Regions from separate parts of the Homo sapiens genome. Here region 1 is linked to region 2. Evidence: read pairs that join two places in POLR2A ChIA-PET (ENCODE). Cell type or tissue: PC-9. All regions are shown on one strand. Links, peaks and the distances in the headings refer to the core of each region. The heading gives the core; the rest is flanking DNA. Region 1 overlaps OPHN1 (oligophrenin 1). Region 2 holds the start of OPHN1 (oligophrenin 1).

Region 1 (2,918 bases), core at 114-2,613, 100 kb before region 2:
CATTGGCATATTATGGGAAATAATGAAATATTAGAAATAGCCTACATGCCCATTTATAAGTAAATGAATAAATAAATATGTAGTATATAGTAGGATTGAATGTTCCCAGTTGCTGAATAGGAAAAGGCTTTTCCATTCTTCCTTTTCTTAGAGCATTTCCTCAAGAAAAGGTTATTACAAAGCCACCTTCTATCTTTTCTATAACTATGCAAATGTTCTAAAGAGCTAAATAAGCCTCTTGCCAGCATGACCACCTAATATTTTTCTTAAGGACCTGGGGATCCATCTCTTTGAAACATTAACATCAAGATAAATATACCTCTATCTCCTTGTTACCTCAGGGAGTTTAGCTTAGGTACCTTGCTTTAAATCTTAAATGCCTGCTGGGCATATAGACAAGAGAAGTTATATTTTTTTCTTTGGATAAAGGCAATTAGCTAACATATGGCCACCTCAACTACAAGGTGAATATTGCCTGAACTATGTAAAATAAAAGTGCTGTCAAATCTAACTGGAGGGCAAGTTATGCTTTATATTGAGAACACATATGTAAATGGATCATATATTCTTGCCTATGTAAAAGTGTGACATTTCTTTCTATGCTTACAGTCTCATTAGTGTATTACCTGTCATTCACATCCCCGTCTGATTTAATGCTTTCAGTAACACAATGGTTTTCTTTCTTTTCCTTTCTTCTTTTTCTTTTTTTTTTTCTTCCTTTTTTTGAGACAGAGTTTCACTCTGTCGCCCAGGCTGGAGTGCAACAGCAAGATCTCGGCTCACAGCAACCTCCACCTCCTGGGTTCAAGCGATTCTCCCGCCTCAGCCTCCCGAGTAGTAGGATTACAGGCACCCACCATCATGCCCAGCTAATTTTTGTATTTTTGTACAGACAGGGTTTCACCATGTTGGCCAGGTTGGCCTCGACCTCCTGACCTCAGGTGATCTGCCTGCCTCAGCCTCCCAAAGTGCTGGGATTACAGGCATGAGCACAGCGCTCGGCCAGTTTTCTTTCTTTTCCACATTTGTGAAAAGGATTTTCTAAGTTAGCAAGAGATTTAATTTTTAATTTTCCCAACAATATTCATAACAGAAGTGTCCTAGTGAGTATTATAAGTTAATGAATCCCAGCATGGCAACAAGTGCCTTTAGTTCCAGCTACTTGGGAGGCTGAGGCAGGAGGATCATTTGAGCCCAGGCGTTCGAGCCCAACCTGGGCAACATAGTGAGACTCTGCCTCTTTAAAAAAAAAGTGAAGAATGAATTATATCTATATACTGTATATCAACATGAAAATATCTAAAATTCGAAAAAGAACAATGCTAAGTGGAAAAAAAAACAAGTTGAAGTACATATAGTATGATTCCACTTGTAAAAAAAATTTAAATATACAAAACATTTCCAGCACAAATATATATTTATATCTCTATATAATATTCATAGTATCTATAAATATAAGCATTTATATATTTATATAACTAAAATATTTAATATAACTATTAAATATAGATTTATTAAATATATTACATATTAATATATTTAAATATATATTTGGCATGCATTCTTCTTGGCCATGTTTTCTATTCCATATATATAGACACAAACAACAAATGTATACATCTAGTATATATCTAATATATATCTCATATATAATATACATAAGATGTATAATTCTGTAAAAGTATACTTATATAATGTACATAAAATTATATATATAATTTATATAGTTATGTTTATATAATTTATGTAAAATTATATTGTACTTGTATAATTTATATATGATTATATACAATATAGTACATAATTATATAATAGTTATATCTTATAATTATAATGTATTGTATTAATTATATATTAGTAGATATATGTATTAATATATAATTATATTACATAATGATTATAATATTATATATAAACAGAAAACATTGCCAAGAAGGATAAATACCAAATTCAGCATTGTGGCTGCCCTTGGTGAGAGAAAGTAATAAGGACTGGGGAAAGAGGTAAACGCAGATTTCACTATCTCTATGTTTTACTTAGAAAATGAGATCGATCTGGGCCAGGTGCGGTGGCTCAAGCCAGTAATCTCAGCACTTTGGGAGGCCGAGGTGGGTGGATAGCTTGAGGCTAGAAGTTCGAGACCAGCCTGGCCAATACGGTGTAACCCAGTCTCTACTAAAAAAACAAAATCAGCTGGGTATGGTGGCAGGCACCTGTAATCCCAACTACCTGGGAAGCTGAAACACATGAATCACTTGAATCCACCAGACACAGGTTGCAGTGAGCCAAGATCGCACCACTGCATTCCAGCCTGGGTGACAGAGCTAGACTCTGTATCAAAAAAAAAAAAAAAAAAAAAGAGGCCGGGTGCAGTGGCTCCTGCCTGTAATCCCAGCACTTTGGGAGGCTGAGGCAGGTGGATCACGAGGTCAAGAGATCGAGACCAATCTGGCCAACATGGTGAAACTCTGTCTCTACTAAAACTACAAAAAAATTAGCTTGGTGTGGTGGTGCATGCCTGTAGTCCCAGCTACTGGGGAGGCTGAGGCAGGAGAATCACTTGAACCTGAGAGGCAGAGGTTGTGGTGAGCCGAGATCGCACCATTGCACTCCAGCCTGGTGACACAGTGAGACTCTGTCTCATAAATAAATAAATAAATAAATAAATAAGAAAAAAGAATGAGAACGATCTGAAGCAAACATGACAGAATGTTTATCTTGAGGACATGTGTACACAGTGTCTATTTTATGACTCTGTGCTTTTAAATTTGCATTAATAATGATGATGATGAAAATAACTAGCTTTTTGCTGTGTCTCCTGTGCTCTTTCCAAGGCAGAGAACTTTTTTTTTCATTTCCAACATGACGTTTGTGGCAGCAACTGGCAGTTAAGCATTCACTAGCAGCTGGGGTTAGAG
Region 2 (2,918 bases), core at 181-2,680:
CCTCCACACACAATGGGGGAAGGAGAGAGCTTCCCACAGCTGAGTCAGCTGTGAGCACTGGAAAAGCGAAGCTAGGTGAAGTTCCTTCAGCCCAGCAGCCCCCAACCCTATCCCTATTTTACTCCCTGGGGGCTGGGCCCCTTGTGGCAGGGACTAAGTAGTCAGCTCTTTGTTCCACACTCAAGCAGAATTCAGTGGCAGGTGAAGCCATCCAATAATCCTGAACTTAGACTGACCTTGACCTAAACCATAGCTCAGTGTGATAAAGAAAATAATTCACTGGGGCAAAGGTGCTTTCCTTAAAAAATAACTTGCCATGGCGAATTTTTTACTGCCCCCCACACTTATCTGTAGCAACCAGAGACCAGGACAAAATTATTATTCAAGCTGCTGACCTTAATCCCCAATTGTTTAGGAGGTGCTGGGGCAGTTCCTTGGTCAGCTTGGATGTCACTTTGCCCCAGACAGGGGTGCTGAATATGTCTAACAGTACAGCAGATTGTCCCTTAAGAACAATCATCTGCCAAGTAAGGGTAATTGCTGAGCAAGAGGGTCCCTGGCACAGCTACGGATCACGTCTTATAAGGTCAAAACCACTAAAGGAAAAGGCCCAAAGTTCTGGTTGTATCCACCACTTTCCACTTCTACTATCTCCACTCCCCAAGTGTGGGAAACCCATTTGCCTCAGAGATCTGGGCTGGGAGTCACCCTGCAATCTCCCTTCCCCTGGTGGTGTGGAAAGGCTTAAAGGCCAGACACACCAGCTCAGAGAAACAGCTCATCGAAGCCTTGCACTTACTTCTCATAGCGCTGATAAGCGCGTTGCCGTCTTTGATTACGTCTTTGATGAATTTGTTGGTCCTCTCCAGTTCCTGCTCATAACACTTGAGCCTCTCGCGGAAATCGGGGCTGTCCAGGTAGCAGTCGCTGAACTCCAGCGGGGGATGACCCATGGTTCTGATGGCCGGGAGTAGGGGGAAAGGGGAAAGACACAAAGACCGAGAGCATCAATGGCACAGTAGAGGAAGTAGAGGGGACGGACTGAGCGCGCGACCCGCTTAAGGAAGCTCATAGCCTCCGTCCCTTTGGAGGACAGGTACCTGTTTCAGTGAGACTCCTGAGGAGCGCTGGCTGGTCCGGACAGAGAACAGGCGCCCCGGCGATGGCTTCAGGGCCAGGGAGAGCTAACTATCGCAGTCGGATCCCGGCAGGGTGCTGCCTAGCAAGCAGCATGTCCCTTAGGCATCGCCTTCCCAGATAAGCAGCAAAAACCGCAGCCCGACTTGCCTCCGGAGACGGGCCGGATCCTTCCTGAGCAATTGCAAACGTGACACTTGGGCCCGCCCAAGGTGTAGGCGAGGTTAGAGCTGGAGCTGGGAACAGCCTCTCTACAGGCTCCTCGCTCCGGAGCGAGCGGAAGACTTCCTTGGCCGAACTCCGCGGGCAACCCGGATTGCACTGTCCCCTCCCCTTTCTTAAAGCCAACGCCTGCGCCCCGCCCCAGCGAAGCCCGAGGACCAAACCGGAGCGCTCTGGCTCCTTCCTCAACTGTTTTCCTTGTACCTTAGAGTTTCCTGACCAGGGCCCGCTGGCTGCTAAGACTTCTTCCTGGTGCAAGGGAGCCGGCCGGCCGGCCGTCCTTTTAGGCGCCGGAAGGGTTAAGCCAGGGCGGCAATGAAACGTAGCCTCGCTCCATAGACACTGCAGCGGGAAGAGGAGGGCGAGAGCGCGACGCACAATAGCCGCGGTAGCCCAGCGCTTCCCTACGGAAACTGGGGAGCAGTCAGCGCCCTAGGACTCCAGCTGGAAAGCGTGGCGGCCTGGGAGATGTAGTCTTTCCGTTTGCACTCCCCAAGACTCCTCCCTGCAGTCTCCCCACCACCCCGCCTGGGAGGCTGCTCTCCCAGAACGGCATTCCCAGCCTGCCGCAGGCTCCTGCGCAGGGACCGGCCCCAAGGGGCAGGTGCGCGGCGCTGGACTCTGCGGGGGAAGTTTCCGAAACTAGAGCAAGAACCCGCAAGACTAGATTGCAGGAAGCCATCTCTCAATTCCCATGATTCGGCTGGGTTGTGTATTCTTTTGCCTTCCCCTCTTTCCAGCCTCCTTCGGACCTACCAACTTCTTTTCCTCTTTCTTTTCCCATGTCTCCTGCTCTAAGTGCTCTAATTCCCTTGGGCCTTCGACCTGAAGGGTTGATTCCTACTCTAGGGTCTCCGTGAAGCTCAGTGCCCCCTGCCAAAGAAAGGGAGGCCATAATTCAGAGTTAATATTTTCCTGAATAGGACCTCAGAGCATGGCTTTTGTGGCAGACGCCGATAATGCATATGATTTTCCATGTGTAAGTGGAAAGTCTAAGAATAGGATGTTATAAATTGTCTTGCAGCTTACCTTAAAGGCAGCTGTCTTGAGACTAAGGGTAGGTAGAGGCTCGAAAAACTAAAAAATAGTTTGTGCGTGGGCAAAGAGATCCCTTTAATTCTGCAGAAGTGTTTACATTAGATTGCCCTGTGAAGAAAGCCAGAACGGAAGGGGGTTGTAAATAGAATAATAGTGGCTGACCCACCTGAATTAGGGTCCTGTTGCTGCTGTGACAAATTACCACAAACTTGATGTCCTAAATCAGCATAAAGTTATAATCTACAGTTCCAGAAGGCAGAAATCAGAAATGGGCCTCACTGGGATCAAATCAAGATGTTAGAAGGGTTGTGTTCATTTTCAGATAGTCTAGGGGTAGAATCTGGTTCCTTACCTTTTCCGGCTCAAGCTGCTCACATCCTTTGGCTCATAGCTCCCTTCCTCCGTCTTTAAAGCTAGCACTGGCCAGTCAAGTCTTTCTCATGCTACATCACTGTGATTCTCATGCCTCCCCTTAAGGACCCTTATGATTACACTGGGTCCACAGGATAATCTCCCCCATC

What was found. Peaks named below come from ENCODE experiments on the same cell type or tissue, not always from the same donor. Only the 100,000 strongest peaks of a DNase experiment are listed, where the experiment ranks them.
Region 1: POLR2A ChIA-PET joins it to region 2 with 10 read pairs; 2 of 35 experiments call an interaction of 5 or more read pairs at or near these places.

The regions. Positions count from the first base shown.
Region 1 is chrX:68,329,393-68,332,310 of GRCh38, forward strand. All of the region lies in intron 2 of OPHN1 (oligophrenin 1), which reads right to left. Among named protein-coding and RNA genes, the nearest start is that of OPHN1, 100 kb to the right of the region's middle. In PC-9, for the core only: no CTCF peak of the experiment used is centred there; no DNase peak of the experiment used is centred there.
Region 2 is chrX:68,432,068-68,434,985 of GRCh38, forward strand. It overlaps OPHN1 (oligophrenin 1), which reads right to left and starts at 1,428. Exons shown (of 25, transcript NM_002547.3): 1 at 1,101-1,428; 2 at 800-957. The coding sequence starts at 953. In PC-9, for the core only: no CTCF peak of the experiment used is centred there; DNase peaks (open chromatin) are centred at 1,364 and 1,814; H3K4me3 peaks cover 2,458 bases; H3K27ac peaks cover 1,940 bases.